Linked DNA regions of Mus musculus: region 2 is linked to region 1. Evidence: chromatin contacts called from ENCODE Hi-C or POLR2A ChIA-PET data. All regions are on one chromosome and are shown on one strand. The core of a region is the stretch at or near the end of the contact, and the rest is flanking DNA. Distances in the headings are between cores, read along the strand shown. Region 1 holds the start of Tmem14a (transmembrane protein 14A). Region 2 holds the start of Efhc1 (EF-hand domain (C-terminal) containing 1).

Region 1 (6,915 bases), core at 2,584-5,083:
ACAGACACAGTACTGGGTGGGGAACTCATGGGAACTACACCATGAGTACCAGGCCACTCAGCACTGCATAGTGAGACCCCCAGCTGTGGGAGTGGGGAGTACCTGATCAATCAAACCACGATTTAAACGAGAGAAACAAATGGAAAAGGCTCTTATTTCTTTCATCCTTTTTTTTTTGTTTTGTTGTTGTTTTTAAAGAAACAGCAATAGGGTAATGAGAAAGACAATTCTGAGCTCCAAGCACGTAACTCCATATCACCACAGCCAATCACCACACAAGCTTTTATGAGGGCAGTGCTATCATTGTGAGTATTTCCTGGGTGAGAAAACTAAGGTGCAGAGAAAGCAGGCAATGTCCAAACCACACACAGCCAAGATTTCAGGATCAGAGACGTCTCACCGTAGGCGTCTCTGCAATCCCGCCCCTGAGAACAAGGGGCATCCAGCTGAACAAGGTGAACAACAGTGTGAGTGGTGGGCTTGAGATCTCGTGGAGGGTTCTTCTGTTCAATCGCCCCACACCCTGTGACACAGTGCACCATCCACCTGTGACTCACTCTCTTCTGCCCTATGAGCATCTCACAGGAGGCCCCACGTAGTACTATGTAGAAACTGGTCATACCATATACCTCAGCCTCCATGACACCGAGGCTTACTAGCTGTGTCAAACCAGGTGCGTTCCTCAGCTGCTCTGTGGTTCAGTTTCTCCATTTTAATAGAAGGAAATTATAAATGTCTAGCTCACATGGTTACTTCCAAAAATAATTAGAGTACCAGGATAGTGCCCGGCACTTACTGAGTGTTCAGGAAACATTAATTGTTCAAGGCCCAGAAAGAAAAATCCCATGTGGTCTCACTTATACTACATGTCAATTAAAAATAAAGGTACACTTTAGAACAAACGTTAGCTGTGTTTGGTAATATCCTTCCCTTGATACTCCCACTTTAAAAACCATTACTGTTTCAGCACACCAAGAAGACAACTAATGTAGAGTAAATCTGTCACCTGCACATTCAATGAGGCATATTTAAACCCCTTTGCACTCAACAAGTATTTACTGAGCATTATCTTTGTGCAAGGCAGTAGGAAGCAGTTTTGAAAAGGTTGTAGACACAGGCTGGTCTACAGTACAACAGGGCAGGGAGTAGCAGATGGTGAACAGCCCCACGGGGACAGGCGTCTGTTGGACATTGGAGTCTAAGGATGGATGTCCAGGGGAGGCAGGGTCCCAGCTGGGATCTCGGGGAAGCCGGAACAAGCAGAGTAAGCCAGTGTTCCAGGCAGATGAATGAACATGTGCAGAGCCTTCCGGGAGTTGGTGAGCAAGCAAGGCATGTTTGTAAATAAAGTGAAATGAAATGCAAAGGGTAGGGGGAGGAGTGGGAGAGCTTGGTGAAGAATCTGAGCCCTGTTTCCAGCACCTATGCTGGGCAGCTCACAACTGCCCGAGACTCTAGCACCAGGACATCTGATGACCTCCTTTGAACTCTAAGGCCGAGTGTGTACACACCCACACAGAGACACACACGATTAAAGAATAATGACACTCCTGGCAGTGGTGGCACATGCCTTTAATCCCAGCACTTGGGAGGCAGAGGCAGAGAGGCAGAGAGGCAGAGAGGCAGAGAGGCAGAGAGGCAGAGAGGCAGAGAGGCAGAGAGGCAGAGGCAGAGGCAGGCAGATTTTTGAGTTCGAGGCCAGCATGGTCTACAGAGTGAGTTTCAGGACAGCCAGGGCTACACACATAAATTCTGTCTCAAAACAAACAAACGAATAATGACACACCTTAAATCCTGAAACACACATGTTTTGTGCAAAGAGTGTCCATTAGAAATATCACCTGCGCTCACATCACCCTGTAAGGGGAGTCTGTGGGTCTTGCCCCAAGGTCAGTGAAGGGTTAAGCCAGCAAGCCTTACAGGCAGACTTAATGTTTCCTAGCTGTGGTAGTGGAACATACTCAGGAAAGGCAGGGGGACATGAATCTGGAGCTGAATGCAGTGGAGCTATCAGTTGATGAGAGTGCCCACCTGTGAGAAAGGACAATAAAGGGGAGCGTGCATGCATTTGAGAGTCAGCCTTGAGAGTCTACAGCCTGGAGGTGGGCAAGGCTGGGGAGTTACAAGCAAGGCTCCCTACTGGTCTCTGTCTTGGAGCACTAGTGGAATTAAGGGTGGGAAGTCTTGATGCTTTTCCCTTAGTCAGAGTCTCTGGGCAGTAGTGTGTGTGTGTGTGTGTGTGTGTGTGTGTAAGCACGAGAGCATGTTTGTGTGTGCACATACACATATATTTGAACTATTCACTGATGTGCCTAATAGTCAAGAAGACATACTTTTTTAAAAATCCAAAGCTAATAGCACAGATTATTCGTCACTGGATAGTAACGTGGATTCTAATTTTTCTTCTAAGCTAACTTAAAATATGAAAAGTGAGTTCACCTTCTTGAGTCCCCCAACTGATCGTGTGACCCTGTTTCAATAAGAGATAAATTCCTTTAATTTCCTGCTTGAGATTCGTTGCCTGTCAGATTCTTTTTCTCTGCCAGCCAAGCTCAAGTAGGGCAAACCCACACTAGTTCATCCATTGCTGACCTGCACACAGCTCCAAGCGCACTGCCCTGAGAGAATGAGTGGGTGGCTCCAATACACAGCCTGTGTGGAAGTTATCCAGTGGCTGGCCACCCCCCCAACCCACACCCACACCCCCACTGCCTCACCATCCTTGGCTACATTGTCAGGAATCCCACAATTCCTGCGTCTCCACAGAGAACTGAGTTTAGTTCTATAGAAGGGTAAAATTAATCCATTGCCAACAATTGCTTACTGTGAAAACTTACACAAGTCAGTTATCTTGCTGGCTTCTTCTGGAAAGCAAAGGACACTTGCCTCCCCGCACCTGCTTCCCAAACCCCAAAGGGTGTAAGAACTTGAAAGTTGTGGAATGTGGCTGGAAGAGGGAGGCATGTTCACTGCATGTTCATGCAACAGACAGAGGCTAGGTGCTGATATAGGACTGGAAAACGTCCTGGATGCAATGCAACAAAATTATTCACTGCTTAGCATAGGAAACTGAAAATCCCTCCGCAGCCCCACCATCTCAGGTCCTCCTGAATCTTCTCCACCCACTAAGATATCTGTAAATAAGTATGCACAAAGCATTTTCACATAAAAATAAACTAATTACCTATGATCTAAGTGGGCATGAGAGCCATTTTTGAAGCAAGTCTTGGTTGAACTTTACCTACCACCACGCCTCACCTCTGGGAAGGTAAAGAGTAAGACAGATGCGATATTTAGGGCCCCCAGGAAAGCAGAAATTCAGGAAATTGGAAGGATGAGCCAGAAAAGATCTGTGGGAGGGCAGATGCCATTCCCTCCCTCCCTCCCCAGGTCGTCTGAACTGTTTTCTGCTGTGAAGATCGAGGGACTGAAGGAGAGGGCGGATGCTCAGCAAAGAACGGTTTATTCTCATGCCTTTGCATGAAAAGTTTCTTTTAAGGGATGGATGCACAGCTCACCTGCACCCTTGAGCACTTGCTGCAGCTGGTGAAAGCGGAAAAAGCGCAAGAGTAGTCCCTCAATCCGGAAGCAGTTCTGCGCAGGCGCACTGCCTAGCTGCGACCCGCCTTAGAGAGCAGAGTGCACAGAGCTGAGTCCTCTCTGGAGCTGGTTCGTGCGTTGTAGAGTCCTGGATCCCAAGTTCTTCTACTGTCCTCGGCCTGGGAGTGGGGTGCAGCTCTGGGCCAGCAGAGGCCAAGACCCTGGGAAGTGAAGTCGCTTCCCCACCCGGCTGTGTAGGCCCCGAGAGCGCAGGGTTGGAGTCTGCTTCCCCCTGCCGGCCGGGATGATGCTTGCAGAGGGACTCCTTGGTTTAGCTAGGATCCCCCTACATCGTCATAAGAATTTTAGGAAGGTAAACAACATATACATAGTCTACAAATTGTTTCCACTTTCAGTGGAGGTGGGGACGTTCCAGAATGCGAAGGTCTTCAGGATCAGTGAAAGTTAACCTGATTTCAAGGCATGAATGCCGGTAGGTAGATAAGGGCATAGATAGCCTCCTGATCTTTTACTCTTTTACTCTGTGGGATCAAGGTATCCAGGTTTAGATGATCAGGAGGTGTGGCACATAACGCCACAGTTGGAAAGAATTTTGAGTCCTGCAAGGCTAGGGGAATCAGTTTCCAGAAAATCTCCTTACACTGACATTAAATTGTGTCTCTTGGTAAATTCTCATGCGACTCCAGTTGGGCTTTCTAGGATGGAAATAGTAATTAGGATGAACACTGTGCCCTCCCTTATACAACAGCAATCAAGGTATTCAGGAAAGCTCCAGAATTCTCGGAGGTGAGGAGTAATAGAATTACCTCAAAGACATATACATTAATTATATACATTAAACAGGTGGCATTTGTTTGTTGATCCTACACACCACACCACACACACACACACACACACACACACACACACACATTTGGAGAAGTAATGTGACTGCTTTTGAGAACTGGGAAATCTATACTGCTCCTAGAGAATTAATCAGACCCTGGAAGTGTCGCAGGGGCGCTGACATAGGGCTATGGAGTGACACGGAGCTATGGAGTTAGTCCCATCCTAAAGTTTGCTTTCAGATTCTCCTGGTTCTCTCTTCTTCCCACATCCTGATTGTGCACACGTGGCCTAGCTATCTCTGTCTCTGTCTCTCTCTGTCTGTCTCTCTCCCTTCCCCCCCCCTCCTCAGATTCAGAACTCTTTCCTACTCAAAGTCTAAAAATAATATGAAAACCCTCTTGGAAAGCTTTATTATTTCCATGGCATGCTTGGGTAAATGATGGCTCCTTTACTCACAGTGGATTTAGAGTTTGGTCTTTGTTGTTGTTCTGTTGGTCTGAAAGTTGGAGCACAGTCCTTCTTGTGCAGTCTGTTGCACTTAAACACCCCTCATACCATCAGCCCCGGCAGCAGATTAAGATATGGCTCAGAATAGACACTCAGAGATTCTCCTACTAAAGTACCAGAAGATGAAGCCGCCACAACATGCTCCTATTCAGTGATTCTAAATGAACCCCAGAGAACATCTCTCTGTAGGGCATTTGGGATTCCACACTGTCAGATATGTGGAACAGGACTGCTCTTAGGTAGAGGGAACTTGTCACCTGAGCTCAAGCCATCAGCTGCCACCTGCTCGAGTGGAAGCCAAGGGTGGAGCTGAGGATGAGGGTGCAGTGAAACCTTCGGCCTTTGCCAACCTGTAAGACTGTCTACCTACGATCCATGGTGACAGAGACACAATTCCCTGTGGCCTCAGCACCTCTGCCAACTTGTAAGACTGTGTGATAGTTAGAGTGAAAATGGCCCCTAAATGCTCATAGCAGTGGCACTATTAGGAGGTGTCCCCTTGTTTCATGAAGTATGTCACCGGGAGTGGGCTCTGTCTCTTGGCCTTGAGATGCTCGAGCCAGGCCCAATGTCACCCTTTCTTCCTGATGTCTGTACTTCCTAATATATAACCCTCAGATCCCCAAGTGTCTGCCTTCATGCCACCATTTTTCCTGACATGATGACAATAGGCTAAATCACGGAACCATAAGCCAGCCCCAATTAAGTGTTTTTTTCTTTATAAGAGTTGCTGTGGTCATGTCTCATCGTGGCAATAAAAACCCCAACTAAGACAGACTTTTTGTCCATATTTCGTAGTAACAGAGATGCACAATTCAGTATGGCCTAGAGCCTTTGGCATGCCGGAGAAATACATAAAATCTCAAAGGAAGCTCGGTTAATAAATATCCTGAAGAGTAAATGGTCTTGAGTTATGTCTATCAGCATAACTTCAGAATTGTGTCACATGTAAGTACTGTCATGAACTGTCTGTAATGGGACTGTGTGTGGTCCCCCATGATAGGAGACACACAGCAGTGCTACTGTGGATTGATGTGTATTTCCCTAATGCAAACAGTGAGATTAAATTAGAGGTTAGTGGAAACAGAAAATTCTTTACTCTGCCTGACATTTGCACCTGCTTCCAATCCTTACAGTTTTGAGAATTGCAGATCCCAGAGGAAAGCTGCTAGCTCTGTAGTAATGGGTGTTTCCATAGGTAGAGGAGAGGAGAAAATGGTGGAAGGGAGAAGCAGGCCACCAGTCCATTTGTCCAGCCCGCTGTCTAATCAGTCAGGACTTTCTGAGTTATTCTCACTGGGTCCTAAGCCTGATTCTCAACAATCACTGAGAAAGTCAGTGTGTCTCAGGTATTCCAAGTGTACACTGCAAAGAGTCTTCACTCTTTCCTTTCTGATCCATATGGCAACTTTACTTCTGTTCATCAGGCAAAGACGTGTTGAATCAGCATGTGTGCATACAGTACATAGAATATTAATAATTACTTAATGTTTGAGAGAGAGTCTCACTACGTAACCCACATTGGTCTGGAATCCCCTATATCTCCCAGGCTGGACTCAAAGCCACAGTGATCCTTTTAGCCTCAGCCTTCCAAGGGCTGAATTATAGATGTGAACCACCTAGTCTGGGTTATAACCTATTTTAAAATTACCATATGTTGCTCTGCTAACACTGTGAAGGTTAATGTACATGTGTACAATAAAATGGAATGTAAAGGGGGAGTACAAATAGTATAGGATTAATTAATAACCCCTTCCTATATTCAATTTTTAAAAAGTGACACATTTCCATGACACAACAATCTTTTCATTTGGTGATGGGGGTGTACACCTTTAATCTCAGCACTTGAGAGACAAGGCCAGGTGGACCTGTGAGTTTGAGACCAGCCTTGTCTACTGAGTGACTTCCAGGACAGAAAGGATGACACAGAAAAACCCTGTCTCTTAAAACCAGAAGGAGAAAGAAAGAACAGTGTTTTCATGTTCTTTTTTTTCAGTGATACTTCTAAGGACTGCCTCT
Region 2 (6,915 bases), core at 3,224-5,723, 270 kb after region 1:
CAGAGAAGCAGTTTGGGGCTCAAGGATGAGATAAAATTCTCTTCCTAAAGGAGTCGGAGGTAGGAGGGGTTTTGTTCTTGTTATTTTGTGACATGTGAACTTTACTGGAGAAAAATAGTCACTAGAGTGTTTAAAATTTAAATAGGACCAATAAGGAAAGGGTGGGCGAATGAGTGAGTGAGTGAGTGAGTGAGTGAGTGAGTGAGTGAGTGAGTGAATGAAAACTTAAAAAAAAAAAAACCCTAACAGATGGAGATGTTTTCAGTCCATAGAGATTAAGGGCTCGCTGTTGTAGAGTAGGTGGGAAACAGAGCGAAGAACTTGAGACATCCCAAATGTGAGATTTAGAATTCAGGCAACTTTGAACTGTGTTTGGAAACTATTCCAGGAAAAGCCTGCTGCAAGACTCAGTTTAGGTGTCTGTGACTAAACGCTGAGGCATCTGAACAATTTTCTCGGAGAGGAATCCGGTGGTCTCCTGGTAACACGGGGCAAGTCTCAGATCTGAAGTCAAGGGGTGCCCTTAAAATCCCAGATGATACCTTTTTGTCAAAAGCCACATGCGCAGGAACAAACTCTGCAAGTGGGGCTTGCTTGAGTGGCCCGTAAGTTAAGATGGGTGCCTTATTGGCCAGTTCATCCAGCTCGGCCTGAGACAGCTGGTTGTAGTGGAGCCGGTCTCCACCTATCCCCATGGTGGGACGTCGGACAACTGCATAGCCGTTCCTGTAGTTGAGTGTCTGGCTTCGGTGGAATGCTGTTTTCTGAAGAAAAGGTGTATACCGTTAATGACCTCAGATAAGTCTTTAAGGAAAACAACTAACTTCCTAAACTACCATACCTTAAACTTCTGCTTTAAGAGTACATTTAAAAAATTATGTGGATGTGTGTGTGAGTGCAGATGCCCTCAGATCTCCTGGATGGTCAGGTGGCCATGAGCCACCCATTATGGGTGCTGGGAATTGAACTTGAGTTCTCTGCAAGAGCAGATCTTGCTTTTAAATGCTGAGCCACCTCTGCAGCTCCAAATGTTGGCTTCTTAGCATCACAAAACGTACATCAACATGTTTTGCTGCATGAAAAAGCTTTGTTTTTTAAACTGAAGCACTTGGGTCAGGAGCAAGGAGGGAAGTAGAAACCATCTAAGGTTAAAATAGAACAGCCCTGCTCTGTGATGTCCGATTCGCCTCTACCATACCACTTCATCTGTATTCTATTTTTATTTTTGCTAATTTTGTTTTTCTTCTCCGGAGATCATGAGTCATGACCTTTTCTGAAGTTCACCTGAAGCAACAACTCTTCTTATTATATTGACACTGATACATTCATATAAGCCTTTGAAAAGCAGCTTGCCGGCATATATGTGAACTCCCAGCAACCCTGTCCTTACACATTGATTTTTAAAATACATTCCCAAATTATGGGAAATAATAATATGCTTGAAGCTGACAAAGATATGTGCCATAATAGTGACAAAGATATGTGTGTGCCTATGATTCTTAAATGTTGAAAACAATCTAAACAGCACACATGAGGAAGAAAGGAAACAATGGAAATTTCACGTAGTGGATTGTTATGCCAGAATTGAAATGCTTCTAAATACCATGCAGCAGCCTGGTAAAGTATCTACATTTATTAAGAAAAAAAAAGCATCGTATAAAATTATATCAATACACTATAATTATAAGCATACAAACTGGAGTTGGTAAACATCTGAACTAAGTGTTTCTAGATTATGTTCCTTTTCTGCATGAATACGCATTTGTTTGTTATCAGAAATAGAAAAAAATAGATAAAGGAGGAAAGCAAAATTAAGGTTATAGCAATTCAGTGGGGGGTTATGTTCTTTGTGGGGTCACTCTCAAATTGTCCACATGCAATATGGTTAACATGTTATGCATACATGATTTACAAATAATCATAAACTTTATTTTTATTAAGAATAGAGAGAATAACTTGACTATCTCTCAGTTTCCTTGGAGTCTAGCCTATCCTTCCCTCCTCTCTTATGGTCTCTACTACCATAAAAGGTCTAGTGGTCTGGACTGAAGTATGTCCAAGACACTTCATCTTTCCATATAAATATTTAAAGTCTGGCACTCCTACCCACACTTGTAGAATCTCACAAATCAATTGAGCCTTTCCTCGAGGGTATCGACCAAGCACCTGAACTTCTGTTGTTGCTGGGCTTTGATGCGAGCTGCGCATTCCTGTACACACATGCACATATAATCCACACTTGCAGATACCAAATGTGTTAGCTGACGCTACACAGCATATGACAATGTCTACAAGTTTTAGATCATATAAAAATTTAAAAGTTCATTAAAACAGAAAATCTATGATGCTGGCCAGGCACCATATGCCAGACTTCTTTTAATCCAGTCCTTGAGAAATGGTGGCTAGAGATCATAGTGAGTCTGGGGATAGGCTAAGTTACACAGCAAATTTCAGGCTAGTCGGGTGAAAAGAGAGAGAAACCCTGTCTCAAACAAACAAACAAACAAACAAACAGGAATCACATTGAATGAGCTTGTAGCTTTAAAAGATGACCATCTTAATACAAGACTAGAAGAGAGTCTGAGAGTCTCACCACATTTTCAACTAAAATTGAAATCTGTGTCCCCTAGAAAACAAGTAGATGAAATAATTTGCCTTAAGAAATGGAAAGAGAAATGTAAGAGTCTGAATCATTAAACCGTATAAATACAAATGACCACTGGCTTACCTATGGTCATCGTCACCCAATCTTAATGTTGACTCTTCAGAATTACTTCTGTAACTCTGATAATTTTTTTAAATGCCGAATGCTTTTGAGAGTTAGGGTTGGGAGTGTAGCTCTGTTGTTAGAGTGTTTGTCTGACACAAAGATCTGTCTTTGGTGACCTGCCTGTAACCCCACACTTAGGAGCCCAGAGGATCAGTTCCAGATCAGCCCAGACTATATAGTGTGTGAAGTCAACTGGGACTGCTTGAGACCTGGTGTCGAAAGAAATGAACAAACAGTTAACCTATGTTAGGAGGAAACTAAGAACCCAAATTACTGTTATCACTTGGCTTTGATATGATAGGACGTGTTTGTTGTTGTTGGGGTGGTTTGTTCTGAGCATGTGTGTGTGGGGGGATATGAGTGTATATGCACATGCCTGTTTGCATGTATGTGGAAATACATATGAAAGACCAAAGTTGGCATGGGTAGGCTGCATCAGGTAAGGGTCAGTCTAGCTAAGCGTCTTGCTTGGGTATTAAGGATCTGAACTCCACTCCTCTTATGAGAGCAGCAAGTGCTTTATCCTCTGAGCCACTTCCTTTTCACGAAGCTCCTGTTCTGTCTGGTTTGGATCTGCTGTCGTTTGGAGACAGTGACTAGCTATGTAGCCCAGGCTAGACTCAAATTGGCCACCCGTATGCCTCAGCTTCCTGAAAGCTGAGATTACGAATGTGCATCGCCACCCTGGACTTTATTTAATTTAATATTTAATTTCATCTAGATGATGACTATAAACAGTTGGGGCAAAGGAGTAAAATGCAATCTGAACGGGAGCCCTGTGTGTTGGCATGTCTTTAATCCAAGCAGTCTGCAGGCCGAGGCAGGTGGTTCTCAGGTTCAAGGCCAGCCTAGGCTGCAGACAAGATAAAACAACAACCTCCCCCCCCACACACACACACAGTCTGAAAATGAATCATGTGTGTAAGTACACACACACGGGCTACAGAAAGAGAAACATTAAGTGGTTCATTCCTATGGTTGAGACGGAAGAAATACAAGGAGAGGAGGAAGAATGCTTTACAGAGAAAAACTACAAGAAAACCAGCATGTGGGGGCGGCGGGAGGTGGGGGATTCAATTCTAGGGAAGGCTGTAGCTGGAGAGAAAAGTGACCCTTAACTCAAAAGGCCAGAGACTGGGGTGGGGACCCGTCAGGAAAGGAGTACGTGGAAAAGATGCATACACATAGAGGAAAGGGGTTGAAGGGCAGTGACCCTGAGGATTCAGAAGCGGTGAGACAAATCCAGAATGAGGCTGCTGTGGAGAGACGGTAGGAGAGGATGAAGGCGCTGAGTAGGGTTACAGTGCAGCTGGGGAGAGGCCTGGAGACAGCCTGGGGTAATCGGGCCAGAAGGCAGGTAGATGGGGCAGTAAAGAAAGAACAGGGCCACGGTGAGGACCCAGGAGGGTGAGTGGACTACCAAGAGGCCAAGCAAAATCGGCAGAGGCTGGGATGCGCGAGGACGACGGAGCCTGCGGAATGAAGGAGCGCAGAGGCGAGCCAAGTGGAGAACCCTTCGGGCTGGCCCTCACCGTGGAGTCTGTAAAGGACGAGCCCGGGAGAAAGGGCAGGCCGTGCACCGGGTTGGTCCCCATCGCTGCCCTGCAGCTGCCACCTCGGTTGCCTTTTGCCGCTCGGGTTACCCTGGCAACAAACTGCACTCGCGGGCCTCTCCAGACTCCCTGGTAACGCCAAACACACTAGTCGAGAGAGGGGAGGAGCGGCGGGGAGGAGGGGAGGATGTTAGGGGGCGGGGAAAGGGAGGCGGAGGCCAGGTCTGCGCCTGCGCACAGCACTACTGACTCTAGTGGCCACAGGACGTGGCTAATGGGTGTGGCAGAGGCGGCTCCGCCCCCTTTCTTTCCCATACTTTTCCCTTTCTCCTCAGCCCCCACTTCCTGGCTCCCAGAGGATGCAACCTAGGGGTGGGCTGAAGAAAGCGGATGTTCTTAGGCCTTGGCTCGCGCAGTGAGGTCTGGGATTGGACCACGTCCCTTTAGATCAGTTGTTACAAAGAAGTTCCTTGCTCCACGTTAGTCCTCCCAAGAGCTCAGGCACCCTTTCTCTGGGGAAAGAGCTGCTGTCCTAGTCCAGACACAATGTACAGTGGTTGCTCCCCAGTGAAAGCGCTAAATACTTCAGACTCATCAAATTATGAGGCAAGGGCTGTGGATTAGATTATAATCGACTGCATTTTCGTTGCTCAGACTTGATCCGATTTGAAGCCCCAGTCTTTCCACGGCTTCCTGGTCCCCTCTTAGCTATCTGTTCCACCGTAGATTCCTATAGATTGTGTGCTGAGGTCTCAGAACTTTACTGGGTATCTGTTGACTGAAAAGCTGGAGAGTGCCTACGCCTACCTTAGTCCTTGCTTTATAGCTATAGCATCAGTGATACATAAGAACCACAGAGGAAGAGAGAACCTTCAAAGAGAGACCGAGTCATGAGAAAGAAGTAATTCAGGGGAGTGAAATATTGTCAGGGTCATGTGTACTGCAGAGTATAGCATTTTCTGGACAACTTTTTTTTTTTCCTTTAAAAAAAAAGTGACCCCATTCCTGAAAGATCATCAGGAAAAGAAAGAAACCAAGAGTCTGTCAGCATGGGGAAATAAAAGGGAAGCTAAGATGCCCAGAGATTTTTTTCCATTATGTCTCAAATTTCCTAGGAGTTTGGTCTTTATAACATGTTTTCTGACCTAGGAATTTAGAGAAACGGTAGAGTAGTAAGCCTGAGGGAGAGTATCATGGGTCATTTGCTGCCACCAGTTAAGATGGCAGCTGCATTAGTCAGGGTTCCCTAGAGGAGCAGAACTGATGGAATGAATAAACACATTGATTGATGTTGGCTGTAGGTGCCGAAGTAAATAGAGAAGCTTACCAAGATGCTAAGCCTTCATTTTCTGAAGGGGCAAGAGGGTTCATCCTTCTTGGAAAAGGCTGGCATCCCGCTAGCTCACTCCAGTGACTTTGTTCAAATATTATACAAGCTTAATTGGGGCTGGGAAGGTTCTAGCTACCAAAGTTATCTTGCCTTTGCTGCCCATGAGAGCAGACGAGCCTTTTGATCACTGCTAGCTATAATCAAAAGTAAGAACTCCAGGTTTGCTAGGAGCACCTTAAAACCAAGGTTGGTACAGCTGCAAGCTCTCACATAGGACCAAGTGCAGATTCTCTAGAGAGAGACGACATTTCCTCAGGTTTCAAACAGTCTCAAAATAATTTTTAGCTTCTACTAATTGACCCAAACATAGCGAAGACTTTGCTGAAACATTTCAATTAAATCCAGACATAAAGGTTTTACCATACCTTTCATTTAAAGCCAGACATAAATGCTTTACTGTACCTATCACTACAAACACACACACACACACACACACACACACACACACACAAACACACCACACATGGACACACCATACACACATGAACACACTGGATTTTGGTTTATTAGAGTGCCTTACAGGCTGTCATCCAGCTAGTCCAACAGCTGTCTATCAACCAAGGGTCCAAGAATTCAGTAGTTGTTCAGTACACAAGGCTGGATGTCTCAGCTGGATGTCTTCAGTATATGCCAGAGTCCCAAAGAAGTAGACTCTAATGTCAGTGAAGGAAGGGACTTGCTAGTCAGAGCAAGCAGGCAAAGAGAGAGCCAGCCTCCTCCTTCCACATCCTTTATATAGGCTGCAAGCAGAAGGTGTGGCCCAGATTAAAGGTGGATCTTCCCACCTCACGAGATCTTAAGGGTGCGTCTTCTGACTCCAAATTATTTCATTAAGAAAAATCTCTTACAAGTATATCCAGCCACTTGGGGTTTAGCGAATCCCAGATAGTGTCAGGTTGACAAGCAAGAATAGATACCATATCTGCTTTGCCTTTATGGCTGCTTATCACAGCAAATCATCCTGTGGGTTTCACTAACTGGCATGAAGCTTCAGGGGCCAGGGTGAGAATGCAGTAAGTAACAGCTAAAGATGTTACTGGAGAAGGCTATGCTTAACTCACAAAATTCTTTTCCTGTACTTCTTCCTTTCTCTCTACTATTGTTCATTCATGTCTTCCTCCTCCTCCTCCTTCTCCTTTACCTTCTTTTCTTCTTTTAAGACAGCATTTCATTATGTATTTCTTGCTGACCTCCTGAAATTC

The links. A loop is a pair of places that touch in the nucleus more often than their neighbours do. ChIA-PET counts read pairs that join two places held with the same protein, here RNA polymerase II (POLR2A).
Region 2: a loop to region 1 is called in a map of T-helper 2 cell, with 2.3 times the contacts of the local background. The contact joins the promoter of Efhc1 here to the promoter of Tmem14a in region 1. A Hi-C loop is called at or near these places in 3 of 37 maps with a recorded cell type or tissue (T-helper 2 cell and heart). POLR2A ChIA-PET finds 5 or more read pairs at or near these places in 1 of 5 experiments (embryonic stem cell).

The regions. Positions count from the first base shown.
Region 1 is chr1:21,215,493-21,222,407 of GRCm38, reverse strand. Tmem14a (transmembrane protein 14A) reads right to left here and starts at 3,833. Exons shown (of 5, transcript NM_029398.3): 1 at 3,519-3,833. All of the region lies in intron 1 of Gm28836 (a long non-coding RNA gene), which reads left to right.
Region 2 is chr1:20,949,184-20,956,098 of GRCm38, reverse strand. It overlaps Efhc1 (EF-hand domain (C-terminal) containing 1), which reads right to left and starts at 4,473. Exons shown (of 11, transcript NM_027974.1): 1 at 4,303-4,473; 2 at 543-764. The coding sequence starts at 4,365. The region is part of intron 1 of Gm51618 (a long non-coding RNA gene); the gene reads left to right.